Linked DNA regions of Homo sapiens: all the other regions are linked to region 1. The links are chromatin contacts, found by Hi-C or POLR2A ChIA-PET in ENCODE. All regions are on one chromosome and are shown on one strand. The core of a region is the stretch at or near the end of the contact, and the rest is flanking DNA. Distances in the headings are between cores, read along the strand shown. Region 1 holds the start of ERI3 (ERI1 exoribonuclease family member 3). Region 2 holds the start of GPBP1L1 (GC-rich promoter binding protein 1 like 1). Region 3 holds the start of CFAP57 (cilia and flagella associated protein 57). Region 4 holds the start of POMGNT1 (protein O-linked mannose N-acetylglucosaminyltransferase 1 (beta 1,2-)).

What was found. A loop is a pair of places that touch in the nucleus more often than their neighbours do. ChIA-PET counts read pairs that join two places held with the same protein, here RNA polymerase II (POLR2A). Pooled maps may share reads with other maps.
Region 2: a loop to region 1 is called in a map of naive thymus-derived CD4-positive, alpha-beta T cell, with 7 times the contacts of the local background. The contact joins the promoter of GPBP1L1 here to the promoter of ERI3 in region 1. A Hi-C loop is called at or near these places in 1 of 168 maps with a recorded cell type or tissue (naive thymus-derived CD4-positive, alpha-beta T cell), 1 of 37 single-sample maps with no recorded cell type and 6 of 50 pooled maps.
Region 3: a loop to region 1 is called in a map of CD4-positive, alpha-beta T cell, with 5 times the contacts of the local background. The contact joins the promoter of CFAP57 here to the promoter of ERI3 in region 1. A Hi-C loop is called at or near these places in 2 of 168 maps with a recorded cell type or tissue (CD4-positive, alpha-beta T cell and posterior vena cava) and 8 of 50 pooled maps.
Region 4: a map of CD4-positive, alpha-beta T cell shows a loop between it and region 1 (5-fold over the local background). The contact joins the promoter of POMGNT1 here to the promoter of ERI3 in region 1. A Hi-C loop is called at or near these places in 1 of 168 maps with a recorded cell type or tissue (CD4-positive, alpha-beta T cell), 1 of 37 single-sample maps with no recorded cell type and 6 of 50 pooled maps. POLR2A ChIA-PET finds 5 or more read pairs at or near these places in 1 of 52 experiments (activated CD4-positive, alpha-beta memory T cell).

Annotation. Positions count from the first base shown.
Region 1 is chr1:44,350,799-44,356,708 of GRCh38, reverse strand. It overlaps ERI3 (ERI1 exoribonuclease family member 3), which reads left to right and starts at 1,452. Exons shown (of 9, transcript NM_024066.3): 1 at 1,452-1,817; 2 at 3,784-3,859. The coding sequence starts at 1,683. RefSeq lists enhancers at 1,168-1,217, 1,118-1,618 and a silencer at 1,488-1,717.
Region 2 is chr1:45,682,143-45,687,907 of GRCh38, reverse strand. It overlaps GPBP1L1 (GC-rich promoter binding protein 1 like 1), which reads left to right and starts at 1,375. Exons shown (of 13, transcript NM_021639.5): 1 at 1,375-1,496; 2 at 2,288-2,332. RefSeq lists enhancers at 735-1,064, 1,085-1,204, 1,275-1,324, 1,385-1,534, 1,161-1,759.
Region 3 is chr1:43,169,390-43,175,224 of GRCh38, reverse strand. It overlaps CFAP57 (cilia and flagella associated protein 57), which reads right to left and starts at 2,895. Exons shown (of 23, transcript NM_001378189.1): 1 at 2,772-2,895; 2 at 2,315-2,490. The coding sequence starts at 2,471. EBNA1BP2 (EBNA1 binding protein 2) reads left to right here and starts at 2,935. Exons shown (of 9, transcript NM_006824.3): 1 at 2,935-3,172; 2 at 3,256-3,339; 3 at 3,574-3,746; 4 at 4,346-4,469. The coding sequence starts at 3,107. MIR6733 (microRNA 6733) reads left to right here and starts at 3,513; the gene lies at 3,513-3,573. RefSeq lists a silencer at 2,469-2,668 and enhancers at 2,779-2,828, 2,909-3,038, 2,588-3,223, 3,169-3,398, 3,224-3,860.
Region 4 is chr1:46,197,034-46,202,421 of GRCh38, reverse strand. It overlaps POMGNT1 (protein O-linked mannose N-acetylglucosaminyltransferase 1 (beta 1,2-)), which reads left to right and starts at 3,988. Exons shown (of 22, transcript NM_017739.4): 1 at 3,988-4,086; 2 at 4,551-4,720; 3 at 5,338-5,388. The coding sequence starts at 4,601. RefSeq lists a silencer at 3,860-4,059.

The sequences.
Region 1 (5,910 bases), core at 203-2,702:
TGCCTCAGACTCCCAAAGTGTTAGAATTACAGACGTGAGCCACGACACCCAGCTTCCCTCTCCAATTTAAAAGCTCCTTGAGAATAGAGGTGTGTCGTTATTCATCAATGAATCCTCAGCAACAGAAACAGTGCCTGACACTTAAGAGAGGCACTATAAATACAGATGGACTGACTGACCAACTGGGGTTAATGTGTAGGTAATAATAGGAGAATCTGTTCCAGCTCCAAGAGTTGGGGGATAGTGCCTCCACTTTACTGACCTCGGGATAAGTCTGTCCCTGCTGCTGGATATTCCCTCATTTGTTCGCAGACATTTATTGCGGGCCTTCTTTATACCTGCCCTATGCGGTGTATTACTGATACAACATGAACAATATGGAAAAAATGCTTTTCCTAAAGGACTTAAAACCCTGTGGGAGCGACAACAAGGAAACAGACAATTATAAGACAATATGATAAATGCTATAGGTCCACAGCAGAATCACCTAACCTATGACGTGGGTGGGATTAAGGAAGGCATTCCCTGATATGGGGATTACCAGGCACTCTCAGCTCAGGTGGAAACCGTTATGGTAAGGTCCGCTCTCAGAGGTGGTAGGGCCCAGAAATGACATCATCCTAAGTGTAAGTATGCAGACAGCACACAGAGGGGCTTGGTAACTGAAGCTGGGCCCAGAGGATGGGGTCCTGACCGATTGGGAAGCTGTCAAAGCCATCATTCCCAGCTCATAACCTGGGACCCATGACTACCCAGAAAGGCATAACCAGGATGAAGAAACACAGGTCTCTCCAGCTTACTGGAGAGACTGACTGGGGAAGCTCCTCACAGCTGAGGCCAGAAACCTTTTAAACAGAAGTTTCCTCTGAGTGGACCTGAACAAGCCAGTTCCCTCTTCCTTAGGACGGCCCTTCACAAATCTAAGCATTTTCCTCTTAGCTTAATCCCTCCTTGTCTCAGGTCTCCCCCAGGCCCACATCCGAAAGTAGATGACAATAATTACTTGTTGAATGAACGAATCATGAGGAGTCATGTAAATAGAATTCTGTCACGTTGTGAGCCCACATTCACCTTACGGGTATATTGGAGGGCGGGAAAACGGAGATGGGGGGCTCCACTAATGTGTGTCTGTGATCCTGGTTAGATCGCTGTAGGCCATAGAAAGTTTCATTTTAAAAAAATTCCTTTCACAGATCAGAAGTGATGTCCCCGTCCCCGTCTTCTCTTCTGAGTTTGTGCAACGTCAAAACTACAAGTCCCATAAGGCCGGCGGCCGGGAGTCACCATCTTGACATACCTTAGCGCGCATGTCGGCGGGAGAGCGAGCGTTTGGGGAGAAGAAGCCCCGCCTGACTGCAGCCCATTGGTCAAAGGGGTCGGCAGCGGGCTCAGCGGTTGGCCACAGCGCCCGCCCGTCCGCCGCGTCGGTCGGGGTCAGAGTGCGCGGAGGTGAGTCGGTGTGTTGTGGACTCGTGGTGCTGGCTGCCGCTGTTCAGGCGGCCGGGAACGGGCGGTGGGGAGCGGGCGGAGCTGGCCCTGCCTCTGCCTGGCCGGCGCCGCAGTCGGCGCGGGCCGCGCCCGCCGCCGCCAACTGCCCTGAGCGCTTGCTGAGGCCGAGGGAGACGTCGGGGCCTGCACCTGGAGGGAGCCTGCCGCGCTGGCCCCGAGGAGGGGGCGTTGCCATGGCGACAGCCTCTCCCGCTGCTGACGGGGGGCGGGGGCGGCCCTGGGAAGGAGGGCTGGTCTCCTGGCCCCCCGCCCCTCCCCTTACTCTCCCCTGGACTTGGATGGGCCCGAGTTGGGGGCAACACCCCGGGGTGGGTGATGCTGAATGGCCCCGCCAAGATTGGGCCCTGGTTAATGCATGCGGGGTGAGGGTCGCGGTGCGCAGAATTTATGCAACCTGGGGTGCTGGCCCATGTGCTTACCCTGGATGCTTACTTAATCTACTGAGTAATGTTCTGGCGGAGGGGGAGCGGGGCAGAGCTTTGCAAGACAGGATGGGTGAGTTTATTAAGGGGGTTGACTTACTGGGATTACTAGAGAAGAAAAAGGTTTGACTAGAGAGGCTAGAAATGGAGCATGGAGATTGTGGGTAGAACATTCCCTTGACCCTCTCGCCAACACATGCCCACACACCAGGTTAGCAGTTTACCTCTTTGTAAATCTGAAGCGGTGGTAGTAGTGATGGTGGAAGGAGTGAATAAGGGCCTAACCTGGCTAGCTTTCTGTTTGCCTGTCTTGCAAATGGTCCAGCAACAGGTGTTTTCTTAAAAAAAGCATGAACTTGGATTGAGGCTTGACTGCGAGTTCTTGCAAAATATAACTGCTCCTTGTTGACTTGGAAGATGCTGGATGTGGGGCCCCTCAATGGGGGTTTGGATTTTGTCCTTAGAGCTGGATTTTGCAACAAATAGTGCCCATCGTTGTGTCTGCGAGAGGTCTCTGGCCACTTCAATGGCATTTACTCTTGTCAGACATTTAATCAGTCTCCCAGCGGAAGGGCAGCAAAACATGAATCCTATTGGCTAAAAGAGTGTACGCTATTCAAACTATAGTAGGTTGTGAGTGGCTAAATGAGTTTTGATTGTAGAGTTTCTTCCAGAAATTGGCTTCATCAAATTCTGCTTTATTCTGACTTTATCATATACAGCATGCCTTGTTTTAGTGGGTTCTTGCTTGGAGCTTAGTTTATTATACCTGAATCTCCTACCATTTAAAAGCCAATTTATAAACAGGGACTTGGAGTGTGACTCCACTAATGTGTGTCTGTGATCCTGGTTAGAAACCCACTTGGCTGCCTTTTCCTCAGGAGGTGGGGGTTGGGGGAAGGGAGCTGCCGGGAAGTGATTGATAAGGTTTCCTTTATAGATTCTGTGGTGCTTCACTGGAGCTCAGAGCACTTTGGCAACTTAAGCACTCCAAATTAAAAGCTCATTAACAATTCCTGCCCAAAGATCCTGTAAATAATCAGCTAGCTAGGTCATAGAGCTTGGCTAAGAGCTTTTCTTCCAACTTGAAATTTCCAAATAAAAGTGCTTTTATTCCCTTTCATTTTAAAAAGTGTTTTCTTTGTGGTGGGGTAAATTGGTGAGTGGCCTTTTCCCAGGGGATCTGAGTAGAAGAAAGTCTTAAATGTGTGGAATGGTAGACAGGAATATATTAGTTCCAACCCTAGGTGTTTCTTTATGCAAAAGACATCACTAACAGGGGCATCTCTGCAACTTCTGGTCCTTTGGAGGATATGAATTAGTTGAAAAGGATGATAGGTATCTATTGATGTTTTGACTTGGGATTTAGTTACCTTGACTTTCTTAGAGCTTGAAGCAGGCTTGGAACTATCCTGAAAGTGTTTCCTAGTCTATGTGGCCATTTTCAGTATGGCTTGTGGATTTGTGGCAACCAACCCCTACCCCAGTCCTGGCCCAGCCTTAGTTCCTTAGTTCTGAATATTGTCAGCCTTACCAGTGTCTTCCTCCTTGACTAGACTAGGATTCTGAAACTACCCAGAGGCACCACTTCATAGCTATCTTTCTCGGTAAATGTTTAGTGTTTCTAGGAGGTGAGCCTCCTTAGGAGCAAAAGTATATGACTAGAGAACATGAAAATCATTACAAATGTAGTACTAATAGTTTCTGAAAGCTCTGTGGGGGCACTGTCTTTGCACATAGATAGCAGTTATCCCGAAGTTTGAGTTTAGAGTTTGAGGTGTAGTATCCTTCATGGGGATTTGATCCTTGGTATTGAAATAGACTTGTTGCAGAGATGTGTATTTATCCACAGCATTGGGGCTTTCCAGCTCTCACAGAACCTTCAGCATCCCCAGCTGCCGGTCTTGGCATCTTCGAAGTAAGGAGAGGTGAGAATCCTGTTGCATGGTCAAGTCTGGCTTTATTTTCTTCTGAGTATTTGGGCTTGGAGGGTAGGGGGTGGGGGCTGATGCAGATTGTATTTTTTTTCCCATGTATCCCCAAAGTCTAAACGAATCATATTTTTTTGTAGCTTCTTCTGATAAAGTAACATATGCTCAAAGTCTGTAGAAACTTACTTAAAGTTTCTAAAGTGGTAAGAGTTGGAGGTGGGAGATCCAGACTGTCAAGTTCTGTCACAACTGCTTTATGGGCATCTCATGAGCACCTACTTTAGGTTCAGGATGGTTGAATAGAACCAGAATAGCCCATTATCCTGAGAAATACACATCTTAAGAAAATAGGAAGAAACATCTTCATTTGGCTTTAAACATTTATCTATCTATCTATCTATCTATCTATCTATCTATCTATCTATCTATCTATCTATCTATGAGACCTTGCTAGGTTGCCCATGCTGGGCTCGAACTCCTGGGTTCAAGTGATCTCCTGCCCACAAGTAGCTGGAGCTACAGGCATGTGCCACTACACCTGGCTCTCGTTTGGCTTTTGCTAATGTATTTGACCAAGGCCTTTGGGATCTTGGTTTAATTTAGGTTGCATGTCACCTTTTGGTGGGTGGTTAGTTCCAACCTGTCTGTTTTACAAGGATCAGGGACCAGCTAAAGAGGCATACTCTGGATGATTGATATCCAGGGACTCGAGCTTGTTTGTTCAATAGCTAAGGGCCAGGCACTGTGCTAGTTCCTGGGATTGTAGTGGTGAACAAGAAAGCCACCTTCCCTGACACCATAGAGCTTACAAATTCATGGGAGAGACTGATAGTAAAAAGGCAGTTATGATATGATCTGAGAGTGCTATAGTAAGGGAAGTGTAGAGGCTTTGGGAATACTCAGAAAGGTCTCTAACCCAGACTTGTAGACTCAGGGAAGGCCTCTCAGAGGAAGTAAACCTCCTCACATAGAATTAAACGAACCCTCAAAGAACACGGGAAATTAAAAAAAAAAAATTAGGTGAAGACATGAGGGACCAAGTGTCAGAGCTTTGTTGAATTTGAGAAAGTTCAATGTGGCTGAAACAGAGTACTTAGTGGTCAGGGGACAGGAGGATATGGGGAGAGATGAAGCAGGAGCTAAGCAGAGGCCAGAGCCTTAGCCTTATAAACTCTTAGGATTAGACCAGGGAGTAGAAAAAAGATTAGATTAGTGCTCTGCAAATTTTTTCTGTAATGGATAAGATAGTAAATATTTAGGCTTTGGGTCTCTGTCACAACTTCTCAACTCTACTAAACTCTGCAGTTATGCATGAAAGTAGCCACAGACAGTATGAAAAGGAAGAGCATGGATGTATTCCTGTAAAACTTTATTTATAAAATAAAGGTGACAGTTAGATTTGGCCCATGGGACATAGTTTGCTGACCTCTGGATCAGATTTAAGAACAGTAAGAAGCCATTAAAGGGTTTTAAGCAGTAGACTGACATTAGATTTATGTTTTAGAAAGTTGGCAGGCCGGCATGGTGGCTCACGCCTGTAATCCCAGCACTTTGGGAAGCTGAGGTGGGCAGATCACTTGACGTCAGGAGTTTGAGACCAGCCTGGCCAACATGTTGAAACCCTGTCTCTACTAAAAACACAAAAATTAGCTGGGCATGGTGGTGCACATCTATAATCCCAGCTACTTGGGAGGCTGAGGCGGGAGAATTGCTTGAACCCAGAAGGCGGAGGTTGCAGTGAGCTGAGATGGCACCACTGCACTCCAGCCTGGGTGACAGAGCAAGACTCTGTCTCAAAAAAAAAAAAAAAGTTTGCTCTGATTTCATTGTGAAAAATGGATTGAAGGGGACAGATGATACTGGAAGCAGCAGGACTAGTCAGGAGGCTGTGGCAATTACGTGGATAGCATTTTATTTTTATCTTCTGTGGCATTATTTTGGTCCTTAAAAATTGAGTATATGGCTGGGCACGATGGCTCGTGCCTATAATCTCAGCACTTTGGGAGGCTGAGGCTTGAGGCAGGAAATTGGGACCAACCTGGTCAAGA
Region 2 (5,765 bases), core at 126-2,625, 1.3 Mb before region 1:
CAGTGTGACCTGAATTGCTTGCCATCTGTGGGACTTATGTTTTACTTTGCAAAACAGGGTTTATAAGGCCTATGGGGACACATCTCACTGCATTAGGGCCCTTTACTATCATTTAGAGGGGGAAAAAAGCCCAGTTCTTACATCCATTTTCTTTGCTGGGACCTATAAACTTCATTAAGGGTTAAAGAGCACAAGAGCAGGATTTTCACTTCCATGAAAGGTGTGGTGATAAGGGCCCTAGGCTTGGGGGTGGTTCGGAAAGTCAGATCATTTCTCCTACTGCCCTCGGCTTTATTTCTCGGCTATGTGACCTTGGGCAAGTCCCTTCTCTTATCTAGACTTGTTTCACAGGAAATGGCACCAGGCAATTTTAGTGCCCTTCCGTGTCTATGGATAAAACTGAAGACATGTAGTAGGAGATCTCAGGGGCCCACGCCGGCCAGTCCCTCCAATCCTCCGGATTCTAGGTAGTCTAGCTTCCTGGTTGCCAGCCATTACACGGTTTAGCTTTCCGTGCCGGATGGAGCCACAGCGAAGTCTTCCTTAATAGTAAGCGCTTTTAGTCGAGCTAGGCCTTCAGTTTTATTGCCTTCTCTGTCATGGCAGCGCCGCCCCTTCCAGTAGTGCGATACCCAATGAGACTTCAGGTAGGAGAAACGGCACTGTCGCAAGCGCAGGCTCTCGCCGGAATCCCGCCCTTCGCTTGGGCGGGGGAGTGACGCCTGCGCTCCAGGGGAACTACTACTCCCAGCGGGTAGCGCGGCCGACGCAGCCGCGCAGCCTCCGGGGCCAGGCCGTGTGGCCCGCTGGGGACTGGAGTCTCAACGACGCGCACACGAGAAGTAAGGAGCGGAAGGTGGGAAAGGGCCGGAAAACACACGTTCCTCCGAAACCGGTTTGCAAGTCCTTGTAGAGGTAGTTTCGGGACGCGCACTGGCCAAGGGGCGGGCTGTGGGAGGGTGAAGAAAAAAGGGATACACACATGCATACCCACCCACTCATTCATACGCGCCCAGGCCCTGGAAGTGGGCAAGGGGGTTAGAAGGGGCGTACTAAACTAGGCTTGTCCGTGCCTCAGGCGGCACGAGGAAAGGCAGAGGATTCAATTCTGTAGGGGGCAGAGGTGACCATGCGCCGCCTCAAGCGGCGAAGAAGGGAGCCGGGGGCGGGGCAGGGCATAACCGCCGTTCTGGAGGCCGAACGTTGGCAGCGTAGGGAACTGGCGTCCGGGAGGGTCGCCGGAGCAGTCCCTTGCGCATGCGCTTCTTCAGGTGGGCGTGTGTAAGGCGGGGTCGGACGGGGGATGGGAGGGCCGTGCTGCTGGTCGCTCCTCCTCCTCCACCCGCTCTGCCCCTCCTGGACCTTGTGGGCCGGGCAGCCATTTTGGGAAGAGCTTTGTTATGGTTGTGGACTAGCCGCCTCTGCCGGGTCGACAAGCTGGGGACGCGTCCTCAGACGCAGCGTCTAGTCCCTGGCCATAGCTCCGCCGCTGCCCGGTGAGTGGGAGTTTGGGAAACGGGGCAGTAGGAGATCCTGGAGTCGTTCTGGCGCGGGGCTCCGCCCGGTGCCTAACCAACGGGCTGTTAAAACTAGTTGAAAGAAGCTCTCACACAGGTGGTTGGGTATAGGTCCGACCCGAGAGGGGCGAGCGGAGCCCACGGGTCAAGTGGTTCGGATGCGGCACCCCCGCCTCCCCCGTGCATGGAGCTTTGCACGCGAGCGTCGCCGGGGCTCCGCGAAAGCGCTCCTACTTTAACTTCGGTCGTCGGGTCGGAACGCTCACCTGCGGCTCTTTGGCTCCTCTCCAGGCGATCCGGCTTGGTGCTCGTTGAGTGACTTGGCTTACGGGTTTTTTTCTTTCCTTCTTGAAATGAGAGCTAAGGGCTTTTGTTTTCCTTCAAAGGAAAACCTAAGGAGGAAAAAGTGTAAGTCAAATGTTGGATATCTGAGGGGAAAAAAGTTTTAACCCCCAGCTTTCCGGTTCTCTGTGGTAGCGAGGTGTTTTCGCTTAGATTGAGTCTATCCGATATCTACCAACCTCCTTTCCTTGGAGGGGCAGGGAAAGCTGGTCGATCCTGAAATGTTTTAAGTGTTATTTTTTTTCTGTTGTTTTAAATCTAGTTCTCCCCAACCCGTGAAATTCGAAAGACAGTCTGAATCCAAAATGGCTGTAGCTTGGGGAAGTGCCCTGCCCTTCGATTACTTAAATACATTAACGTTTAAAGATTTTAGTCCTTTCCCCTGTGGGGACATTAACTGAATCTTTTGATATTTTGGTTTTTTGCAGTTGGTGTCTCACCTTTAACTCTCCTTATGCTGGGTGAAAACAAAGGTGAGGCTCACAAAGTTGACTATTCCAAAAGTTTACATAAGAATGGGTGCGGTGCGGTGGTGTGTGTGTTTAATAGTTGCTTATAGTTTTGAAATTGTGCTGTGGTGTCAATTTTATCTGCCAACTTCGTGCTCTGAAGTTGGCTTGTCATATTTGTTGAAATATTTTTAACATTGACATTTATTGCTTACCAGAAAAATACAGTTAATAATAGTGGTTCATGTTTTAGTTTAGTAGTAAGTCGTGTTCTTGTGTAAATCTTATCCAAAAGTAAAGTGATTGGTAGTCACTCCTCATTAGACTTATATTTGTAATTTAGTAGACTGCTGATCTTTTCTAAGGTCTTTTTTATCCAATATTTGAAAGGAAATTAGGGTGCTATTAAGTTTGAGATATTTACTAGAATAGTGTAAGACATTTTAACAAGTGAAAACATACTTTAGGTATGGAGTACCTGATTGTCGTGCCCTTTTGAACAAGAGACTGTCTTTTGTTTGCTTTTTTTTTTTAATCGATAGATCCAGAAGTTTAAACAAAAAGTCATAGATTGGAAACCAAAACCAATAAATTTCAATATTTGGAAAGGTGCTGAAGCCTGTATCTATTTAAAAGATAAAAGAGTGAAATGCTAATTGTGAATGAGAACTTTGAAATTAATAGTAAAATAAACTCATCTTTCCTAGGGAGTCAGTTTTCAATGTACCTTTTGACGTTTTTTCAAATACAAAAGTTGGTTTTTGTTAATACCCCTAGGATTTTTTGTTGTTGTTGTTAAATTATTTTGGTGGTTTTACAGGAAAAATATTTAAAGTTTTTAATAGAAATTACAAGCTAGTTGCTTTGTGTTTTGTCACTGTTAACTACTAAACTGGAGTGAGATATTGATTTTTTGGGGGGGTACTCAGTGGTTTGTACATGTTAATATAAACATTCAGTTGATTCTGGATGGTGTCTTTATCAGAGCTCTTGATTTGTGGTGTGGGGGGAACTCTTGGGGAAACCTTTATTTTGAGCGAATTCAATTTACTAGATTGCTCATCAGTGGCTGTTAAAATGCTTAGCTGAGGAGGACACATTCAACCATTTAAATTTAGAATGATAAGAAATCTGGTGCACATTTCTGCTTGTAATTCATTTTTAATTTTGAGTTAAAGATAAGACACAATCGTGAATCATACTTCAGAAGATTGCATATCTTTATTTTATGGCTATAACTCTGATGTGCCAGGGACTGACTGCTGTTTAAAGTGCTTTGTATTTGTTACTTACTTTTTTTTCCTTCTTTTCTTTTCTTTTTCTTTTTTTTTTTTTTTTTTTGAGACGGAGTTTCGCTCTTGTTGCCCAGGCTGGAGTGCGGTGGCTTGATTTCTGTTCACTGCAACCTCCGCCTCCTGGGTTCAAGCGATTCACCTGTCTCAGCCTCCCGAGTAGCTGGTATTACAGGGGCTCACCACTACGCCTGGCTAATTTTTTGTATTTTTAGTAGAGATGGGTTTCACCATGTTGGCCAGGCTGGTCTTGAACTCCTGACCTCAGGTGATCCGCCTGCCTTGGCCTCCCAAAGTGCTGGGATTATAGTCATGAGCCACCGCCCCCGCCCGGCTTGTTGTTTACTTTTATAAGTATACTGGTTTATTTGTTTTGTTTTGTTTTTGATACGGGGTCTCACTCTGTCACCCAGATTGGAGTGCGGTGGCATGATTTCAGCTCACTGCAGCCTCCACCTCTCAGGCTTAAGCAGTCCTCCCACCTCAACCTCCCTAGTAGCTGGGACGACAGGTGCGTGCCACCGCACCCAGCTAATTTTTTTTTTTTTTTTTTTTTGTATTTTATTAGAGAGGAGGGGGAGGGTTCATCCTATTGCCAAGCTGGTCTCGAACTCAGGGACTCAAGCAATGGTCTCGAACTCAGGGACTCAAGCAATCTGCTCACTTTGGCCTCCCAAAGTGTTGGGATTACAGGCGTGAGCCACAGCGCCAGGTCTAAGTAGATACTGTTTTATACCCTATTTTGTAGTTGAGGAAAAGGAGTCCAGAGATTCATCCAGCTGGTAGGTAACAGTCTATATTCAGGCCGGGCGCGGTGGCTCACGCCTGTAATCCCAGCACTTTGGGAGGCCGAGGCGGGCGGATCACGAGGTCAGGAGATGGAGACCATCTTGGCTAACACTGTGAAACCCCGTCTCTACTAAAAATACAAAAAATTAGCTGGGCGTGGTGGTAGGCGCCTGTAGTGCCAGCTACTCGGGAGGCTGAGGCTGGAGAATGGCATGAATCCGGAAGGCAGAGCTTCCAGTGAGCCGAGATCTGCGCTCCAACCTGGGGACAGAGCGAGACTCCCTCTCAAAAAAAAAAAAAAAAAAAAAAAAAAAAGGCCTATATTCAAATTTAGGCAATCTAAGTTGTTGTGTTTAACTTGACTGTTATGGTCACTGCCTTTAAACATGAAAGTAAGACTGTTGGTCTAAAAGATGAAAGGCAGACAAAATTTTAAAGGATTCCAACTAAAAAAAAAAAAACTAATGGGAAAGGCAAATTTTGGTGTATTTATGGTTGTTCAGATAGATGAGGGGAAAAATAACATACCCCCTAAGTGGCTGTAGTTGCTGTTGTCTGGAATTTAATACGTGGTTGTGCTGTTAGAGACCTAATTGCCCAAGTTACTTCTAAATCAGACTTAGTGTTTCCTATTTCCCACTGAAATCTGCCTCAAACAGCCTATAATCAAACTTGGAAAATAGTTCAGTAAGAGGAACTGAACTTTTGTCCACAGGTATACTTTAACTGAGGTAGATATATTTCTAATGTTATGTAAATTGAATTTTTATAGGTGATTTCAAACGTGCTAGGCAAACATTTAAAAGAGCCTATTATTTTTCTTTACTAAGGCAAATAATTGATCTGTTAGCTGAATCATTTTTCAGCTAAAACAGCTCAATCATTTATTTTTGTTAAGAAACTAGGGATTGGGAGTATCTAGATGACCATAAAACAAAGAACTTTACGGTTTAACAGATAATACTTAATAGTTGGAGGATAACATAAAAAGCAATTACTCTTAAAGGAGTTGATTTTAACAAAGTCATTAAGTTCACCTTCCTTTTCTAAGATAAAAACCACTTTGCCTTTTGTTAACCAGAGGTCAGCCTAGAGAATCACCAGAATGAACAAAGTTTTAGTACCCTTTTCTGAGCAGTAGGTCTATTTGTGTGGAGTAAGTTTTTTCCCCCAGAAAAATCTCATTTGGTTAAGTTTAGCTATACTTTAAATTGAGCTTGCAAACTCTGTTTCTGCTTAAGTTTAAAAGTTTGGTATATAAAAAAGTTATTGTCTGAATTATTGCTATCTTTAAAGTTTATAAGTATATAGAAAAGTTGGTTTTGGGGCTGTTTAGTTAATTTGAAAGTAGAGCTTTTCCAGTTTTTGTGCTGTTA
Region 3 (5,835 bases), core at 1,646-4,145, 1.2 Mb after region 1:
CACACACACCATAGACAGAGAAGATATTAAACATCCAGAAAAAAAGATCATCTACAGAAAGACGATGCTGATAGCTAATTTCTTAACCACAGCAACAAAAGAGAAGCCAAAAAAACACAATGGAATATGATCTATAATATGCTGATAAAAATTTCACACCTGTTGAAACTATCTTTCAGAAATGAGGATAAAATAAAGTCATTTTCAGACAAAAACTGGGAGAATTTATTAATACATTATCAGTAAATGCAGAAGGAAAATGATCCCAGCTGGAATATCTGATTTGTAAAGAGTAATGGTGGGAAAAAGTTTGGTAAGTATGAGAGCAAATATAAATTAATGTTGTCTGTAGAAAACCATAATTTAATTTATATTGGAAAGTCATATGATCTTTTTTATTTTTGTTTTTGAGACAGGGTCTGGCTTGGTTTCCCAGGCTGGAGTGCAGTGGTGCGATCTTGGCTCACCACAACCTCTGCCTCCCGGGTTCAAGCAATTCTCCTGCTTCAGCCTCCCGAGTAGCTGGGACTACAGGCACGTGCCACCACGCCCAGCTGATTTTTGTATTTTTAGTAGAGACGGGGTTTCACTATGTTGGCGAGGATGGTCTTGATCTCTTGACCTCGTGATCTGCCCACCTTGGCCTCCCAAAGTGCTGGAATTACAGGCATGAGCCACCACACCTGGCCAGATGTCCATTTTTATTGCCCCTAATCAACACTGTCTGGAGGTGCTTACCAGCACAGGTAACACAAGAAAAAGGAAGAAAGTCATCGTTATTTGTAGATAACATGATAGTCTATGTAGAAGTCTCTGCATAATCTATAGACAAATCATTAGAATTAATAATAATTTAGCAAATATGCTGGAAATAAACATCAATAAATTAAAGTCAACTGTATTTAATACAGCTTATTCCAACAGAATATTATGTGGTTGATAAATTTGACTTTATTAAAACTAATAATTTTTGTCCATCAAAAGATACTTGTAAGATGGGAGAAAAATGCCCCAAACTGAAAGAAATTATTTGCAAGACATATATATATATCTGACAAATTATTGATATACAGAATATATAAATTGTGCATGTAAATCAATAAAATTGCCCAAAAATATCCTGCACAACAAACTGTAAAAAACAAGTAAAAGACTTGAACAAGGCATTTAACATACGACTAAATAGGAATAGCCCATAAACAGATACTCATCATCATTAATGATAGCAAAATGCAAACGAAAACCACAATTCCTTTTCTCAACCATTGGGTTAGCAAAAAATTACGAAGTTGGACAATACCAAGGGTTGGCAGGGTTGCTGAGGAATAAGAACTCTTATGCACTTCTAGTGGGAGTGTAAATTGGTACTATCATATTGCTCAGTAATTTTAGTCCTGGCTGTGTGCCCTAGAGAATCTGCACAAATAGATGAATGTATATGCATGCAAGAATGTTTATAGTAGTATAGTTTGTAATAGCAAATGATTGTTATTTCCCAAATGTCCCTCAATATTAGAGTGAATACATATATTTGAGACATTATATTCATATGATGGAACACTACATAGCAATAAAATGAACTTGGCTATATGTATCGAGATGTGTGAATCTCAAAAGCATGACATTGAACTGATGCAGCAAGACACAGAATACAGGGAGAAGCACTAGAACTGGTAATATTCTGTTTCCTATGCTGGGTGGCTGGGTTCACAGATCTACATTCTATTGTAATTCTTTAAATATGACATATATGTAGGGTACATTCTTTTGTATGTATATGTCACAATAAAAGGTGTCAATGCAACAAAGAATGGGAAAATGGATTCGGTTGTTGAAATAATGAATATCATTAACAGGACCACTGTGAACAAAAATAAGGGCTGTAATGCTATACAAATGGTTATTTGCGACTTGGGATAAAGTTTACAGTGTCTTCATCATACTTGGATTCAAACGGTGATATAATGAAGGTGGTGTGCTCAGGAAAACTGTTAGACAACTCAAAAAGTGGCTCTGGTGATGACAAAGGCAGTGATATTGAAGACACCAAAAGAGGGGTTCTTAACATATTTTCATGAAATTACAGTGAAAAAAGTACTTTTAAATTAACATTTTATATGTGATTTTAACTACATATGCGTGACTGATTAATCTAGTTTCATAATACAAGTCGCCATTTATTTCCTCTACATTTATAATACTGCATATATATTCAAATTGGCCAAAATCTTTCTTTCCAATCATCATGCTGGGATTATGGGGTTATATGTGGCACATACCATTCCTGTATATGTCAGGATGGAAAAAGTTTTACCTGGAATGAATTTTTGCCATTTCTGATCCACATTGTACTTCACACAGTGATTTCCTGAAGGAAATATAATGATCTGTTCATCGAAGTAGAAGATATTGTTGGCCACGTGGGATCGAAGACCAAAAACATGCAGCGTCTGAGCTACCACGGCTGACATGATCTCCCGCCAAACAGTTCTGCTGAAGACCAAGGCAGCGCTTCAGAGTGGAGAGCACCGCCCCGCTCCGACCCCGCCCCCGGCCCGGACTCGCCCTCCCCGCCCTTTGCTCCTCCCCTTGTCTCTCCCCTTTCTCCTCCCCTTGTCCCTCCCCTTTCCCCTCCCCTTGTCCCTCCCCTTTCCCCTCCCCCGGGGTCCTCCTCCGCGCCACCCCACCCCCGCGGCTCCTTTTTCTGCCTTTTCCTTTGTACCCTCACTGCTACCAGCTCCTTCTGGCGACCCCCAGGTACCCCCTCCCACCTTTCGTTTCTCTCTGGGTCAGCAGACCACGCATGTATCCAGAGGCGCTACCTGTAGGGATCCTAAGCAACCCGGACACTTTCAAACGCCGTAGCGGTTCCTATAGCAACGACAAACCGGAAGTATGGTTTGCCGCCGGAAGCGGAAGTCCCAATCAAAAGTTGAGCAGTAGCTGTGAGTTGCTGGCGCTGGAGCGATTCGGTGGCACGTGGAGCCACGGCGTGGGAGTAGGGGGCTGAAGGCAGGCAGCAGCGGCCAGGGCCGCCCTCTGCTAGCCGCTTGGGTCTCGGGATACCCCGTTTCTTCCTGTAGGTGTGGGACGTGCGTGCGGCGAGATGGACACTCCCCCGCTCTCGGATTCGGAGTCGGAATCCGATGAATCCCTTGTCACAGACAGAGAGGTAGGTGTCAGCCGAGCTCGTGGGGCTGGGCGTGGGAGAGGGGGCCTTACACCCCTGGGAGTGACCGTGATTGTGTCCTGCAGTTGCAGGATGCGTTTTCCCGAGGGCTTCTGAAGCCAGGCCTCAATGTCGTGCTAGAGGGGCCGAAGAAGGCCGTGAACGACGTGGTGAGCGTGGGCACAGGGTCGGGGGTACTCGGACATGGGATGCGCTTCAGGCGCTGTTGGGCTTGGGAGACCGATTCTTGTCCCAGGAAAGATGCACCCTGCGCCTCGCCAAGAGGGTCAATTACCTGTCTGGGTATTGGGGATTAGCACTTTGTCCCTTCGCCTAACAGCCTGTGCTTGGGAAAGACAAACTCAGAGTTCCCTTCTTGTGAGCTCAGTGTCTGGATTTCCTAGAATGGCCTGAAGCAATGTTTGGCAGAATTCAAGCGGGATCTGGAATGGGTTGAAAGGCTCGATGTGACACTGGGTCCGGTACCGGAGATCGGTGGATCTGAGGCGCCAGCACCTCAGAACAAGGACCAGAAAGCTGTTGATCCAGAAGACGACTTCCAGCGAGAGATGAGTTTGTATGTTTGTTTTCAAATGTTGGAGAAGTTGAGGATCCTTGTGCAGGAGAGTGGGAAAGAGGGGAAATTAGTAAGTCTGCACTCAGAATAAGCCTAGGAGTAGAGAGAGCGGCTTCTTTTGACTAAGAATAGCTAGGAGATTCTTCCTGTTTGAGAGAAGAGCTCTTTGGTCCACGGTCACGATCCAAAATCCACTTTATGGGCTAATTTGAAATATTCATGTTAAAACTTTTTGTGCATGCTTCAGTTATTAGGAAAACAAACAAACAAACATTGCTTATGGGATGTTCTTGTGTGGAATTGCTTTAGTAATTACATAAGAATCCATAATCGACATTCGTTTGTGTTAATGGGTACCTTTAGAGTAGTCATTCTCTTAAACTATTTTTAGCAACACCCCTCCCCTTTTTAAAAACTAGTATACGGCTACATTTCTTTTAGATACTAAATCAGTGAGACAGTTTTTGTTTGTTTGTTCTTGCTAATGGAGGTCAGATTTTGAGAGTCCTTCTGAGCTTGGATAACTCATGATTGGCGGTGAAAAGGAACGTAAGGCCTCCTCCTTCACCTCATTACACATTTTGTCCTACGATTCTCAGCTATCGCCAAGCCCAGGCCGCAGTGCTTGCAGTCTTACCCCGCCTCCATCAGCTCAAAGTCCCTACGAAGCGACCCACTGATTATTTTGCGGAAATGGCCAAATCTGATCTGCAGATGCAGAAGGTAAGAAATAGAAGTTTTCCTCTGGAAAGTCAAAACTTTGTACTTAAGCATATTCAGCTGGCTTAGAAAGATAGCTATGAGCCCAATAACGGGGAGCCAGTTGTCAGAGGACAATTATTACCTCTTCCATAGATTGGCTACTTCAGAGTCATGCCAGTTACCACCAATTAGATGCATATAAAAATGACATTTTTTCTAAAATCAGCAATTAAGGAGAGGAACAGTGCTGTGTGAAGTGTGGTCCCCGAGGTGAAGATGGCCCAGTGCATTTCCTAGCTGGCATGGTCATGACATGGTGTGCAGAGAGGACAGCATTCTTGTGCCCTTGCCACTGTCAGTGCTAGAACTTGTAGACAATTACTTTTCTCTGGGCCTCAGTTTTCTCCTCTGTAAAATGAGGGATTCTTAGATGGTTCAGATATAGTACAATTTAGAGTTGGGTAGAACTTGGACCTCATTTAACTTTGGAAGAAGGGATTGCCAGCATGTAATCCAACATACATTCAGCCCTCCATAGCCATGGGTTCAGCATCTGTGGATTCAACCAACCTTGGATCAAAAATATTGGGGAAAAAAATTTGAAAATATTGCAAAAGGAAAACTGAATTTTCCGTGTGCCGAGAACTACATTGAATCCATGAGAATGAGGTGATGCATAGCATTGTATTCGGTATTATAAGTAATCTAGAGACTATTTAAAGAAGCGGTCTGGCACTAGAGACTAGTTTCGTGGATGACAATTTTTTCATGAACTTGGGGAGGGGATAGTTTTGGGATGAAACCGTTCCATCTCAGATCATCAGGCATTAGATTCTCATAAGGAGCAGGCAACCTAGATCCTTTGCATGCATAGTTCCATGCATAGTTCACAGTAGAGTTCGCACTCCTATGAGAATTTAACGCCACCACCAATCTGACAGGAGGTGGAGCTCAGGTGGTAATGCTTGCTTGCCTGTCACTCACTTTCTGCTGTGCGGCCTGGTTCCTAACAGGCCACAGATTCATAGTGGGTTCGTAGCGGTCTGTGGCCTGGGAGTTGAGGTCCTCTGACTTTAAAGGATACTGGAGGCGAGTGTAGGTTATATGCAAATGCTGCACCATTTTTATATAAAGGACTTGAGCATCTGTGGATTTTGATATCTGTAGTGGGTCCTAGAACTAATCCTCTATGGATACTGAGGGATAAGTATATTTAAATAGTACCCTGGGGTCTCAAGCTGGATTTTAGGGAGCTTTTGTCGTGGTAGTAGTTCACCTTCTTACTGTGAACTCTGTACAAATTCTCACTGACAACTTCTCATCCTTTAACTAAAATGTGTATGTTTGACTGAAAAGGCTAGGCACCTGGTATCTGCCTGGGTTTTTA
Region 4 (5,388 bases), core at 2,739-5,238, 1.8 Mb before region 1:
TGCGCCCAGCCAAGATCCTGCATTTCTAATAAGCTCCCAGGTGATGGCCATGCTGCTGGTCCACACTTCAAGTAATAAGGGACCACACTTTGAGTAACAAGGTTACAGAAAATGGTTCTGAGATGTTTGGGTTTTATTTAACAGGTAATGAACAGCCATGAAAACTCTGGTTTGTTTAGGCTTTTAATTCAAGTAATTCCAGCCCATGGTTGCAGAAGGATTTACAATGAGAAGATAGTTACCCCTACCCTACCCTTTCACACCTCTAGGCCCACTCCCAATTGGCAAAAAATAACTTTTAGTTTTTTTTTTTCTTTTGGTGTTCATACCCATAACGTTATTGTTTAGAGTTAACTAAAAGTGGTTGCCAATTGGGAGTGGGCCTAGAGGTGTGAAAGGGTAGGGTAGGAGTAACTATCCTCTTATTGTAAATCCTACCACTATTTTTTCTTTTTTAGAGACAGGGTCTTCCTACATTGCCCAGGCTGGACTCAAACTCCTGGGCTCAAGCAATCCTCCTGCCTCCCAAGCAGCTGTGACTACAGGAGTATGCCACCATGCCCAGCCACACTACTTCTCAATTTTAAACATTCATCTGCTGTTTATTGTCCTATTCAGATAAATATGGATATATGGGTTTAACTCACACTCTGTAGTTCCTTTCCCCCATTGGCAATATATATTTCTTTTCTTTTCTTTCTTTTTTCTTTTTTTTTTTTTTTTTGAGATGGAGTCTCACTCTGTCGCCCAGGCTGGAGTGCAGTGGCACGATCTTGACTCACTGCAACCTGCCCTCCTGGGTTCAAGCGATTCTCCTGCCTCAGCCTCCTGAGTAGCTGGGATTACAGGCACGTGCCACCATGCCCGACTAATTTTTGTATTTTTAGTAGAGACGGGGGTTTCACCATGTTGGTCAGGCTGGTCTCGAACTCTTGACCTCGTGATCTGCCTGCCTCAGCCTCCCAAAGTGCTGGGATTACAGGTGTGAGCCACTGCGCCCGGCCTGGCACTACATATTTCTATCACTCTTTTTAGTTCATCTAAGGTTACCTTTGTAATTAACTTTTTTTAAAATTTAGATAGAGTCTCGCTATGTTGCCCAGGCTGGTCTCGAACTCCTGGCCTCAAGCAATCCTCCCACCTTAGCCTCCCAAAGTGCTGGGATTACAGGCATGAGCCACCATGCCTGGCCTACCTTTATAATTTTAAGTAACATCATTTTCCTTGGTACTTTTTGATCCATGGAAGGGTTTTAAGTTAGAGATAGACAAAACATTTGTCTTTTTTTTTTGAGACAGAGTCCGGCTCTGTTGCCCAGGCTGGAGTGCAGTGGCACCATCTTGGCTCATTGCAACTTCTGCCTCCCAGGTTCAAGCCATTCTCCTGCCTCAGCCTCCTGAGTAACTGGAATTACAGGCACCTGCCACAACACCCAGCTAATTCTTGTATTTTTAGTAGAGACGGGGTTTCACCATGTTGGCCAGGCGGATCCATCCGCCTCAGGTGATCCACCCGCCTTGGCCTCCCAAAGTGCCGGGATTACAGGCATGAGCCACCGAACCCGGCAACATTTGCCTTAAAGAAAATCACTCTGGATTTTGCAAGGAGAAAAGGATAGGAGGAGTAAAAATCTAGAGTCAAGGAGACTGGCTGGAAAGCAAGAAACTGAAATGGCCTGCACTGGGGCTGATTGTGAGGTCAAAGAAGAATTAGACTAGAATGGAAGGCTCTTTAGGAGGTAAGACTGACAGGACTAGGTGACTGGTTACATTCATTTATAGTGGCATTCAATAAAAATTTGTTAAAAAATACAAATGAATGATTTCAACAAATGTTACGGAGAGCTTACTATGTGCCAGCCTTTGTGTGTGGTGTAGAGAATACAATGGTGAGCAAGACATACCTGGACTGGTCACTGGAGACAGACAAGGAGTCAAGGGTGACTCCCAGCTGTTTGGCCTGGTGCAGTTCACTGAGGAGGGGAACCCACAGGAAATCTAGGAGTGAAAGGAAATGATTCCAGAAGTTGTGCTGTTGCGTTAGAGGGGCCTGTGAAGATGTCCTGCTGGACATCAGGCAGCCTGGAGCTCAGGAAAGAGGTTAGAACTGCCAATGTCAGTTTGGGCATCTAGATTGGTAACAGAGGTCATGAGAGAATGAGATCATCCATGAAGAGTCAGTTTGAGGAGAAAAGAGGGTCAGGAAGGAACCCTGAGGGACATCTTTTAATTATTTATTTTTATTTTTTTATTTTTTGAGACGGAGTCTTGCTCTGTCACTCAGGCTGGAGTGCAGTGGTGCAATCTCAACTGCAACTTCTGTCTCCCAGGTTCAAGCGATTCTCCTGCTTCAGCCTCCTGAGTAGCTACGATTATAGGCGCCTGTCACCACGCCCAGCTAACTTTTGTATTTTTAGTAGAGACGGGGTTTCACCGCGTTGGGCAGGCTGGTCTCAAACTCCTGACCTCAACTGACCACCCCACCTCGGCCTCCCAACCTGCTGGGATTACGTGAGTCATGGTGCCCAGCCGGGACATCTTTTCAAATGTAATAAAATGTGTTGGGTTTTCTTCCATTCTTATACATACTTACTAGGAAAAATCATGTATTTCTTTAACTCCTAAGACAAGTACTGTTAACATTTCATTTTGGGGGATATTACCCCACCATTCAGGAAGCAGATGGAATACAGAAAGCTCAAAAAAATCTAACTGGTCTTCTGGCTTCCTCTGTCTGCTTCCAACCCATTCTCCACAAAAAAAGTAAAGGTTCTCTTAAAACAGAAATTGGATTATATTGCTCCCCTGCCTAAAACTGTTCTATGGCTATCCACTTCAAACAAGCATCAACATCACCTAGAAACTTCTCAGGAATGCAAAATCCCACCCTGCCCCAGACCACTGAATCTAAAACTCTAGGGATGGGGCCCAGCACCTCTGTTTTAAGAAGTCATCCAGGTGATTCTGACGCAAGCTAAAGTTTGAGAACCATTGTGTTAAGCTAACTGCTTTCTATGTATGATGTTATTTAAACCTGGCAATTCTTATGTATTGTTGCCAGCAGAGTGCAGTGGTTAAGAGCAGAATCTGGAGCTAGGCTGAGTTTCAATTCCACCTCTCCTAGCTTTGTGATATTAGGTCTTATTTCTTTATCTGCGACAGGGATAGTAATAGCGCCTATAGCCAGCACGGTGGCTCACTGCCCATAATCCCAGCACTTTGGGAGGCCAAGGCGGGCGGATCACTTGAGGTCAGAAGTTCAAGACCAGCCTGGCCAACATGGTGAAACCCCGTCTCTACTAAAAATATAAAAATTAGCTGGGTGTGGTGGCGCACGACCGTAGTCCCAGCTACTCAGGAGGCTGAGGCAGGAGAATCGCTTGAACCCAGAAGGCGGAGGTTGCAGCGAGCCGAGATGGTGCCACTGCACTCCAGCCTGGGCGACAGAGCGAGACTCCGTCTCAATTAAAAAAAAAACAATAATAATGATAATAGCGCCTACCTCATGGGGTTGTTGTGGAATTAAACATCATCAGTAAGGTGCTTAGAACAGTGACAGAACCTGGATTTTAATCTCCCTTGGCCTCCAATAGCTGTGCATGCCCCAGGACTAGGTAACGGCCTTGCCCAGGACGGGTATGGGGCGGGTGGTGTGTGCCCTGTGTCCAAGGGTTGCAGCCCCTCTGACCCTGGCGTGCCCTGTGATCTGGTCCAAGGTGCTAGGCCTCTGACTGGAGTCGGGCTTGCCATCGGCGGTGCTGGGGAGCGGGCTGCTCTCGTGCAGGCAGCCCCACCAGCCAGCCGGGCTGCGAAGCTGCCTAGCACGGTCTGAGCATTCGCCTTACTCGCTGGCTGCTTACACCCCGACGCCGCTGCCGCCACCGCCGCCGCCGCCGCCGCCGCCCTAAGCACCGCCCGTCGCCCTCTCACCCCGCGGCAGCGGCGGCGGCGGCGGCGGCGGAAGCGGGGGGGCGGGCCAGGCCGGGGCGGGGCCGCAAGCGGCATGGAGGAGGCGGAGGCCGCGGCGAGCCGGGCCGAGCAGTGAGGGCCCTAGCGGGGCCCGAGCGGGGCCCGGGGCCCCTAAGCCGTGAGTGCCTCCGCGTGGGTGTCCGGAACGGGTAGCGCTGCCGGTGCAGGTCTCCTGAGCCCTCGGGCGGCTCCGGGCCCTGGGAGGAGGAGAGAAGCTGGGGCAGATAGGATGGGACGAGGGTTGAAGACTGGGGCAGGAGAGGTCGCTCTTTGCTCACCACAGGCTTGGGAAGGCCTGGAACTTGGTCCTTGTAGGGGCTAACGAACTTTGAGCCGATTATTTGGCCTCCACCCTTGGACAGCCTTGATTCAGAGAGTTACTCCAGTCTCAGGGAATTTCCAGGTGATCCAACCCCACTGAAGGGTTTCCTGCCAGCCCAGAGAAGTTGAGCCACTTTCCCCATGTCACACAGTATGGGTGCTTGCAGGGAAGAGTTGCTGGGAGGTCCTCCCTCATCTCCCCAGAAGGCATCAGACTTTGGGAGGAGCATCTTACCCCATGTGGCCCTCTGGTCCCTTCAGATTCCTGAAGTCATGGGCTGGCCAGGACATTGGTGACCCGCCAATCCGGTATGGACGACTGGAAGCCCAGCCCCCTCATCAAGCCCTTTGGGGCTCGGAAGAAGCGGAGCTGGTACCTTACCTGGAAGTATAAACTGACAAACCAGCGGGCCCTGCGGAGATTCTGTCAGGTATAGAGATGTCCCAAACCCTCCCCACCGAGCGCTCCCTCCCAGCTTCCTCCCCACCTAAATCAGGCACTGGGACCCCTGTTGGCCAGCCCCAGTGGGAAAGGGGCAGCAGGTTCCTAGAGGGGAGACCTCTATGTGTCATGTCCCTATAGGTAATGATTTGAACCCAAAGTTCTGGAATCGGAACCCAAGTACAACTTCTAAGCTTCTGACGGAAGCCTGAAGTCTGATCAGGCTGGCTTTGCAGAGAGGCACACCCCTGTGAGGCAGTTAGGGCCAGGACCCAGGTCTGATCCCCCGCTTGGGTCCCTGGGCCTGGCTCCATCTCTAGAAACCAACAATGGAGGGGACCAAGGAAATCAAGGTCTCAAATAGAAGAATACAGGAGCACTGGGTAGGGAGGGCCCTAATGGAGGGGGAAGTGTCAGGGGAGGTTCCCTGGGGAAAGTGGCTGTGAAACTAGGCCCTGGTCAGGGGAGTAGAGCTAGGCAGACAGAGGAAGGGACAGGACCCAGTTTCTCTGGATGTCTTCACTGCAGCCAGGGCCCTCCTTTCAGAAAGACCCTCTAGGATCTGAAGGAGGTGCTCCTCTTAATCATCCCTACCCCTCCCCTCAGACAGGGGCCGTGCTTTTCCTGCTGGTGACTGTCATTGTCAATATCAAGTTG